2 separate regions of the Mus musculus genome follow, and region 2 is linked to region 1. Evidence: chromatin loops called from intact Hi-C (ENCODE). Cell type or tissue: left cerebral cortex. All regions are shown on one strand. Each heading gives the region's core, and the rest is flanking DNA. Links, peaks and the distances in the headings are about the cores only.

What was found. Peaks named below come from ENCODE experiments on the same cell type or tissue, not always from the same donor. Only the 100,000 strongest peaks of a DNase experiment are listed, where the experiment ranks them.
Region 2: it touches region 1 in a loop (7-fold over the local background); 9 of 42 quality-filtered maps call a loop at or near these places.

What each region holds. Positions count from the first base shown.
Region 1 is chr16:81,173,172-81,178,565 of GRCm38, reverse strand. No RefSeq gene overlaps it. Among named protein-coding and RNA genes, the nearest start is that of Ncam2, 25 kb to the left of the region's middle. In left cerebral cortex, for the core only: a CTCF peak has its summit at 2,772 (motif pointing right); a DNase peak (open chromatin) is centred at 2,793.
Region 2 is chr16:79,174,949-79,180,342 of GRCm38, reverse strand. No RefSeq gene overlaps it. Among named protein-coding and RNA genes, the nearest start is that of Tmprss15, 87 kb to the right of the region's middle. In left cerebral cortex, for the core only: no CTCF peak of the experiment used is centred there; a DNase peak (open chromatin) is centred at 2,755.

The DNA of each region.
Region 1 (5,394 bases), core at 320-5,319:
TTTGAAATGGCACTTAATGTTTAGTAACAATCTCATCTAAGAGAGTGTTAAGAGCTGTTCTGTTTAATATCTACATGAAATGTATTAATTATAAATAGACATATCTATTTCTCCCATAACATTCATGGCATTATTGAAAGATGGAGATTATTTATTGCAGGGTTCACTGCTGGATAAGACTAATGATAATGTTTCTCCTCCAGTGGCTTGACAGATCATTGGAGCATTATGAAAGCTACTCTGTAGAAATGCAGTATTTATGTGAGTGTCATCCAGATTTCTCTGTATTCTTATTTCAGGGGTGCCTTCAGTACTTAGGTTGTTTTACTCAAGAACTGAATGGTCATCAAAAGTATTGCAATAATTTGCAGTGCTTCATACTTTATGAGACCCAGAACAGTTGAATATCCACTATGGATACACAATATGCCATTGTGTAAATACGCTACATCTGATTGGATCTGAGGCCCACTCATGAAGTGACTCATCCTAGAATTTAGGATTTTGCTGCCTAGCATAAATGTGTAGTTATGGTAGGTTGTAGGATAACCCCATTAAAACTCTCTTCTCTCTGTGTGTGTCTCTCTCTTAGTCTCTTGCTGTCTCTCTGTCTGTCTGTCTCTCTCTTTACACACACACACACACACACACACACACACACACAGAGAGAGAGAGAGAGAGAGAGAGAGAGAGAGAGAGAGAGAGAGAGAAACACATACACAAACTCACATATATATTTAATAATATTTACTTCAAAAGCATTTTAGTGTTAATTATCCTTTTCCATATTTCTTTCTCTATCCTGACAACCCATGCCCAATAGCACTTACCCCTTCGTGTTCAATTGTTTCCTTTAACCTTTAATATCACTGTGCTCTTCCTCTTCCCCTTTGGATGCTGGTTACTGAGTTGTTGGCTTTTATGGGTATATGAAGTGAAAAAAAAAAAAACAGGCATCTGAAGGTTCAAAACTAGCATCCGTACATGAGAGAAAATATGGGACATCTGTCTTCCTGTGTGGAATGTTTTACGTAGAATGATTTTTAAACAGTTGACTATCCACTGTGAATATCAATATCCCATTGTGGAAACACACCGCTTCTGATTGGATCTGAGTCCCCCTCCATGAGATGAGATGCATACCCAACAGTAGTAATGGGGCCAAGTACGCACTAGTTAGGTTCTAGGTCTAGGGGAGAACCAAATGCTATTATTTTGCTAATAAATAAAATATTTAAATGACTTCTAATGACTTACTACTATAACTGGAGATCACTGCATTGCTCCACTCTCATTTGGGGAAAGTGTCTTCTTGCTCTAGATGGTAATTAGTACAGAGAGCTTCAAAGGGTCAATGTGCAATGAAGAAGAGTGGTGTAGTTCTTATACTTAAATGGGATATATGCACCATACCCTTCGCTTGAAAGCTCAGATAGCTATGAGAGAGTATACATGAATACATTGTATACAAGAGGTGATGGATAACTGCAAAGAGTTTTTTGTTTCTTTGTTTTGTTTTCTGGACAGAGCAGAGCTATATCACAAACAAAATCTTAGACATTTTGCCAGCATACACAAGATTTGTGCAAACTCAAACCAGAAAAAAATCTAATCATTGCAAGGAGAAGAAAGGGACAAAATTCTCATCAGTAGCTGAGTTGCTATTGCCATTTGATGCTGATAAAAGGAAAAAATTCAGTTTTATTTAATGTGATTACTTGCAGGTGGGCCACACCTAAAGGCAGGCTGTACCACCATGAATAATTAGACAACAAGAAAAAAACTGAAAGTGATCCGGAAAATGTCTGAAAATTCAGTTGGGTGAGTAGAGAGAGAATATTTTGTAATTACATCTAAATAAAGTATATGAATAGTTACATACATGTGCACAGAGCAGGAGGACTTCAACACTGTACATCTAGCAAATAGATATAGTTAAGTGTTTCTTAGTAAATACATAGGTATTATTGGAACAATGGAATGAAGTAACAAAGTTTTATATTCTATTGCCAGGAGCAAAATAATATATGTATATCGAATAAAATAAAATTTCATGTCTATGGCTTAAAGTACAAAATTATTATTATAATGGAGAACCCAAAAATTTAAAATAATACAGCCAAGTAGGTTTAAATAAATACATTTACCAATAAATTTAGTCAAAAAAGAAAGTAAAATATAAGCACATAATGCAAAATAAATTATAGTTTCATTTTCTGTGATCATTCCCCTAAGTCATTTGACTTAATTTTATGAGGTTAAATGGCTTCAACATCTGATATCTGTTATCTTTTACTTATTCCATCTTTTCTACTTATAAATCAAATTTTCACTTGCTGTAAGTTACAAATACATTGGTGTGTTCAATGTAGTGTAGGTTTCATTCTTTAAAAAATTGCTAGCTCGTGCAAAGATTCTACTTTGCTACTTTATTGAGTACACATATAAGTAGTGACGTTTTAGAAATGCAATCCTATTCCTAAGTATTTTAAATATTTTTATGGCAAAAATCACTGGGAACTATTCATTCATTACAGTTGCTTATGTTCTCAGTTCTATTAAAAATCTCTCTAGTATTACAAAATCTACCGGAAAACCCACCATTTCCTCGTTTAAAATTCATGCTGTCTTTTTCAGAAGGCAAAGCAAAGATAAGCTATTCTTGGTTTCTGGTACTTCTTACTGTAGCAGCTGAATTTTTTAGACATTGATTTTTTTTTTCTTTCTTTCTTCGGGATAGTTCAGCTGCTGTAAATGAAACTAGTCAGACAGCAGAGGGAGCCCAAGCCGCCAGCCTTGTTCACAGGAGCCCTGTTACATCATCAAGCATGCTAAGTAAGAAAGCACACAGACTGTGCTAATGTAAGTGGTGTTTCAAGAAAAGCTTCAGTTTGGATTTATTATTTATTTACTGCGGATTCCATCAACTACTTTAAATGTTTCCTTAACAACAATAAAACAGGATCAATTTCTACAACCGTATCTTGAGAGAAAAATGAGTGTGAGGGAGAATGCAGAGTCCGGTCCAATTTTGTGGACTTTGTGCTTGGAACTCACATCCTAACTCCCTCTTCTGGATAGGAACACACCCACAGTCATTGCCACGGTTGGACAGCACTGGCATCTTACACATGGCGAAAATCTTTTCTGAGTCACTTTGCAGTTTTTTTTTTTTTTTCTTCACAGTTCCATTGTTGTTTCCGTTGGAAAAGAAATGGGTATAAAAGTATGAGCTGGAGATAAGCCAATGAAGTTTAAAACTTTGTCTTCAGCAAATGATAGAAATCATTTAGTTTCACCAGCCCCACCACATACGATGCAGACATATCACTAAAGAAGCCCAGTCCGCAGGACCTCCTCGAGGAAAACCTTGTATCTGGTCTGAATTTGCTAGTGAGATATTAATCATGCTTATCATGTGCCTTTGAAGAATACAAAAAACAACTTTCCTTTTATAGAACCATAAACTACTTATGAATTGCATATTTTATATTCATAAGATTATAAAAATTATATTATATTTGTCATAAATATTTAATGCTATTGTTTAGATTTTTGTGGTATATTCTCTAATAGTAAAAAAAAAATCTCTATTTTGTAAGAGGGGAAGACTTTTTTCAGCAATTTATTATACCAATCAAGCCAAGAGGTTGTCATAATTCCTTTTGAAAAATCATTGCAACGTTATCATGCAAATGTTAATTACTATTGTTAAATTTTCATTTAAAAATAAATCACAGCTAATTTTTAAACAGTGTATTTGCAGAAATAATTATGCCTTTATTCACAGCTTTGTATAATGTATACCTCTAGCTGAATCCTTCCTAACCAGTGTTCCTTCCATTAATTTGTTTATTGATAAAATACTGCCTTCATTTCTACAACTCCTTTTACTGACATTACTTCCTCTAGCAATCTGATGAGTTTCATACATCTTTATCCGTTATTTGATTCATTGGCATTCTCTTCCTTCACCTTAAACAACTGCTGAGGGAATATATATATATATATATATATATATATATATATATATATATGAGAGAGAGGAGAGTATATATTTGTATGTATGTATATATCACATGATCATTCCAGTTATACATAGTACGTATTATATTAAAAACACAACACTTTAAAGAATTTTTCACTTCACTACTATCTGCCACTTAAAGCTGATTAGGCCATTGTCACACACAAAGACATCATTAAAGTATAAGCTATTATCTTTGACCAGACATGCAGTAAAAATAACGGCTCATAATGACTGAATTATCTGCACTGACTTTTTCATGTCATAGATAATACTAAATACAGTTTTACTATAAGATAGTATATATAAAATATGTGTTCTCAGAACTATTTTTTTTTAGATATCCAAATACAAGTATAAGAAAATTATCACATTTTCTTTGAGGTAGGGTGGGAGTTTTTTCCCAATTCCTTTCCGAGGGGTTGGGGTTTTGTCTAGTTTAAACTTACACAGGTCATGTACATGCTTCAGTCTCTAGGGGTATGTATGTTTGCCATCCTTGTTGTGTATAGATGATGCTGTATCTTTAGAGTATCTGATCCTTAGCCCTTACCATCTTCTGTCTCCTCTTCCATGTAGATTTCTGAACAATGAATGGAGCCGTGTGATGGAAAAGAAAACATATGTTGTTTTTTCCAATGTAGTGACATCTGATGTATATACTACACTCTAGGACAGACCTCATGCTGAGGGGTATTTGGCCAACACAAATAGAATTCCATGCTTTTTAGTGGGTTTGTTGTTGTTGCTGGTGGTGATGGTGGTGGTGGTGGTTGTTTGGTTCATTGGTTGCTTGATTGGTTGGTTGGTTCGTTGGTTGGTTCATTGGTTTGTTTACTGGTTGTTGTTTGCTCTTGGTTTTGGTTTTGGTTCCCTTTATTGTTATTTATAATTGGGTGGGTAGGGATAAGGTGTGGTGTGTGAAAAACTGGGGTTTCAAGATATAATGGTAAAAAATATACTGTATGAATCAAAATTTAATCACATTTTCCTAAGAAAATATCAGATATTCATGTGTTCTATTTTGTTGTGCTTAAGGACAAGTAGCTTAATGCTTTGAATACAAATCATGGAGGAGGAAAAGTATGGCTTAGTAGTTGAGTATACTAAGAGAACCAGAGGTACCTTCCCAGCATTCACATCTGGGAACTAAAAATCACCCTTAGCTCCATTTCTAGGGGCGCTGTGCTTCTTTTCTGGCCTCTGCAGGCACTGCATACATATTAAAAAAACCCACCCACATACATACATACATACATACATACATACATACATACATATATACATATATACATACACACACATACATATATGTATAACTAGCTTAAAAAATTATCTTAACAGAATGGAAAGGGGTTCATAAAACG
Region 2 (5,394 bases), core at 333-5,332, 2.0 Mb after region 1:
ATGTTCCTTGGCAAAATCCCATTAGTAACACAGAGTGGAATAAAAACATTCAACTTCAGCATTTTTTGTAATGCACTTAGAGCTATGTGAATAAGAGCTAAAAAAGTGAAAACTTCAGCACGCGTCAAGAATTCACGGGGCAGCTCTGCTATGATCCAGTGATGCTCAAGTCAAGGAGACATTAAGTATGCAAGGAATTAAAGAGGAAGGGTTTCATCCGCTGACAGTGGTGACTGTGAGAAACCATATTTCAATCCTAAGTAGATCAAATTGCAGTTAAGTAAGTACATGTGTCTCGATTAACTAATCAACCATTATACTTGGAAAGGCTAATTAGGTAGAGTTGAATTGTAGCCTATCATAAACTAGTGATTAAATAAGAAAAAGAAGAACATTCAAAGACCTGCCACGGTGAAACAGCAGTAGAGTGAACTGGGTGCTTTATGTCTTCATTTCTCTTTATGCAACTCCAAGGTAATCTATCTCATGGACCTGATAGTTTTAAAACACTATTAATAAAGATCGTGCCACTCAAAAGGAGCGAAGCTTCAAGCAGGAAGTTTGAAAAATATTGAATAATAAGTACAAAATTTTTGACTTAAAAATATGAACTTATCAGAATAAAACTTGTGAAACAGAGAAGGAAGTTTTCATGGTAAGCCGTAACCAAGTTTGGGGTTGGGAATGTGGGAAATTAGTGGGCACATTGAGGTTGTCGCTGCTAAGGAAATCATGTAGTCCACATAAGGACAGACAGCTTCTTTTTCATAGACATTTTTTATTAATCATTTTATGTCTTTACATTTTAAATGTTATACCCTTTCCAGAATTCCCCTCCACAAACTCCCCATCCCATCCTCCTCCCCTGTGCCTCTATGAGGGTGCTCCCCTACCCACCTACCCACTCCTGTATCACCACTCTACCATCCCCCTAAGCTGAACATTAAGCCTCCACAGGACCAAAAGTCTCCCCTCTCATTGATGCCAGACAAGGCCATCCTCTGTTAAATATGTATCTGGAGCCATAGATCCCTTCATATGTACTTTTTGGTTGGTGGTTTATTCCCTGGGAGCTCTGGGTGATCCCGTTAGTTGATATTGTTCTTCCTACAGGGTTGCAATCCCCTTCAGCTCCTGCAGTCCTTCCCCTAGCTCTTCCATTGCTTTCAGTCTGATGGTTGGCTGTATCTGCAGCTGTATTAGTCAGGTGCTGGCAGAAACACTCGGGACAGCCATACCAGGCTCCTGTCAGCATGTGCTTCTTGGCATCAGCAATAGTGTTGGGGTTTGGTGTCTGAAGATGGAATGGGTCCCTAGGTGAAGGGCTTTTCATTCAGTCTCTGCTCCAGGTTTTGTCCCTCTCTTTCCTTTGGACAGGAACAATTCTGGGTTAAATTTTTTGAGAGCCAGAATACAACCCACAAACCATATGAAGCTTAAGAAGGAAATAAGACCAAAGTGTGGATACTTCAATCCTTCATAGAAGGGAGAGCAAAATAATCACAGGAGGTAGAGGGAGGAAGGGATCTAGGAGGGAGAGAGGGATCGGAAGGGAGGGGGAAGGATCAGGAATGGGAAGGGACAGGAAAGAAGTCCAGAGGGTCAGGAACTTGAGTAGAAATATGTAGCAGTAGTGGGTGGGAAACTAGGGGTAGCCACTAGAAAGTCCCAGACTCCAGGGAGGAGAGAGGCTCCCAAGACCCAAAGGGGATGATTAAGACAAAATACCCAACAAAGGGGAGATAGAACCTGTAGAGACCACCTCCAGTAGATAGTTATGCCCCCCCCCAATTGAGGGAAGAGGCAGACAGGTTGTTTGTTTGTTTGTTTTTAATGAACATCTTTGCGTAAGACTTACCCTTGGGATTTCTTTATAAGAATGTTAAGTCTTAAAAGCTACTTTTTACTTCTTATTCAAATCTACGTATCATCAGACACACCATAAACTCTATTACGTATTTTCTCTCCTTCATGTTTTATGGTGTGTCTAGGGTTTTCAGAACCATCTGAATATATACCAAAATCTGCAAATGTCTGTCACATAAACTGTTCTACATTAGAACTTGAACATTATCTATGCATTTCTCGCCATTAGCATTCATCGTATCTGAGTTACTTACTATGTTGAATCCAATGTCTAATTGGTTGATATATATTTCTAAGTAACTCGTGTACCTATGCCCTACAGATTATTTTCAACCTTTTTTTTCTTTTTTTTTCGCATAGTTAGTTAAATCTGCTGATTTGGAGCAGACCGAACTAGAGGAGAGACTGTACCAAGATAAAAATCACTGTGGAAAATAACACCCTTTTCACTTGTATTTTGAATCTAATGAATGTGGATAGAATTAAACTATTAATAAAATAGAATTCCACTATGATTGTTCCCACAAGTGAGATCCTTGGGATTTGAATTAACAAGATAGGCCTCTATGGTAAAACCCTATCTAATTCAATTATAATTGATACTTCTTTCTAAATTGCATGGAGGAATACGATATTTCACACAGGAACTCTGCACCACACATACATCATGTAGTGGTAATTTATGTCAGGCTTTTTAACGCTCTGCTCTTTCAAATCAGTTCAAGACTCTATAAAGGGCTGATTGACAATCCTTAAGACCTCTTGCTTACGTGTATCGATAACACAGGCATCCACTGTGCAAATTTCCGCACAAGCCCGGAATTTATGTGTGAACTATAGGCATCCTGAGCTGATGACAACAGGGTATTTGTTACGCTTGGTTTCCAGGGGAACGATACTTTACAGAGACCCCACTTATGCTGCTCCATGCGAAGCTGTCTCAAAATCGCCTTCAAAGAGCCCTTGTCTCCATCTGTGAGCTGAAGGTAAAGTGCTGTGAAGGCAGCTGCTAATGAGCTGACTCGCCTCCATCAGGGCAGGTCTAAATTTACTTCTGCTGTCCCCCTAGGGAACTGTCAATCCGGAATATGAGTGAGAGGAGAAGAAATCTTTGCCCCTTCCCAGGAGTGTGGCGCTCACGCTAACGCACTTGCTAATTTGCTAAATACAATAAAGAATGGATAGTTAGAGGAAAACCCATGTTAGCTAAATGCTTGCTTCCCAGCTTTCCAGTAACAGCTTCTCCCAGACATGCCTGCTACCTGTGGCCGGAACTCCATTCTGTCACTGTACTCGGTCCTAATTACAGAGTTTTGCATAGCATACCCTTAGCTGGAGCCTGTATTGCCTTGCTCCCATTGTTCCTTTATCAGTGAAGTATTTTAACAGCGGCTAACACAACCACAAATGGATGTGCCTGGGATCAATTGTCTAAGACACACTTTGTTCTGGCGACTCTCATTAGTCAGCTGTGCAAATCCTGAGAGTATGAATGGCGGGTGGCCTTCATTCTTGGTGCTGTGACGTGGAGCCACAATGAAGCTGTGTTTGGAATGTGTGTTCATGGATGGTGACAATTGTATACATTCTGCTTAGACTGGAGTAAATCAGTGAATGTTGGTGTACTTTGACTTGATATGTGTGGCTTGTCACGCTTCCTGGAGCTGTGATTCCAAAGGATGTAAAGAGATCATTCTGCCTTGTGAATTAATTACATGAGAGGGGATGCTTGCCATCACTTGAGTTTTCCTCTTGTTTATACATCTGCTATGCCTCATCTAACTAACCTTATTATCTCCTCCTCAAAATAAAAAATAATTGGCTACATTTTATAGCACTCAATTAGGAAAAAAAAAAAAAAGCTTTGGTGAGGCTTATAGATAATTTAGGCTTCCAAAATTATGTCAGTCCTTAAGAATACCATGGAAATCGTGTCAGACTATATTATATGTTGTAAGAGAAGGAGTGATATTTCGAGATTGTGTGCATCTGTGTCTGTACAAATACATGCCTACATGTAAAGGATTTAAGATGGGAGAGATGTCATAGTAAAACTATAAGAACAAGTTGTTCTAGTTTCACTCTGTTGTAATAAAAGTCTGACCAAATAGAACTTGGTGAAAGAAGAGTTGGTTTGGCTTACATTCCAGGTCACAATGAATCATTGTGGGAATTAAGAAGAACTCGGGTAGCAGTATGCTGCCTCACTCATAGGTTCATGCTTAATCATCCTTATTATATAGTGCAGTACCATCTTCACAAGAAATGGTGTTGCCCAAGTGGGGTGGACCCTTCCCCATAGATCATCATTCAGGACAACCTCTAACAGGCTCAGGCAGAGGCCAATCCCATCTTGATAAAGACTCAATTGATGTTCTCTCTTCCCAAGTGACTCTAGTTGATGTTAAGTTGACGATAAAATCTAACCAACAACAACAACAACAAAAAAAAAATATCTCTTTCAGAATAGTTGAAGGTAATCTGAAAAATAGCAAAGCCAAAAAATTCCAGTGGGAGGATAGGCACTTGGACCTGGAGAGACTTGTTGCTCCAGTGAAGAAGGATGCTAGAGGGGTGAGGCAGGAGTGGAGGGGGGAGCACCCTCTTAGAGGCAAAGGGGAGGGGGGATTGCAGAGGGGAGACCAGGAGGAGAGAAACATTTGAAATATAAATAAATAGAATAACCAAACACACACACAAATACATTACACACACACACACACACACACACATATATGTTATTAGTTGGAAAGAAATCAAATAGATAAGAGCACATCCAAAAGAAAGTTGAACGATAAGGTAAGTAAAGTTTCTCAAAGACCTCAGAGTCGTGCCCTGAGTAGCAGAGATAATAGTCATTTACGGAACACAGAGAAAAAACATACCTCAAAATGTTGTTCTGACAATTATCCTTAAGAACTTTTTGTTTCGCTCAACTGACAGTGCTATATTGAGAGAAGAAATGACAGGTGATCCTTAAAAGAAAATATGTAAAGTCTCCATGGTGCATAGACATGAGGACCTTCCAAAGATCACAGCCACTGGTAGTTTCCTGTAGAAGTGCTCTGATATGATGTTCTTGCTGAGGAGGACATTATAAGAACTCTCTCTTCTTTCTCCCATATGAATTTGATGAAGAACACACATCTACAAAATTATGAAGACACTCAGAATTCAGAACCCCCAAGAACTGCTATATGGACGCTCCTTATACATCATTAAATAAAGTCTCATTTAAATTGTTCTGCCTTGACTCTCTTCTCCCTTTCTTGTTAAAAGTGCCTCGTTTTCCAGCACAATCTTATTCCTACCCCTTAGGGGTATTTTTTCCCTTCCTTCATGAAATCTTTTCCTCCTCTTGATTTAAATCCCAGAATCTAGGGAATGACCTTGAAAGAACTGACATGTCTCTTGACCTAAATGTCCAAATGAAAAAACAGCAGCAATTGATTTGTGTCAAGTACGTGCTGCAAAATAATTCAACACAGTGGGCCTGTCCATGCCCTCAACGGGAAAACTCTTAAAGAC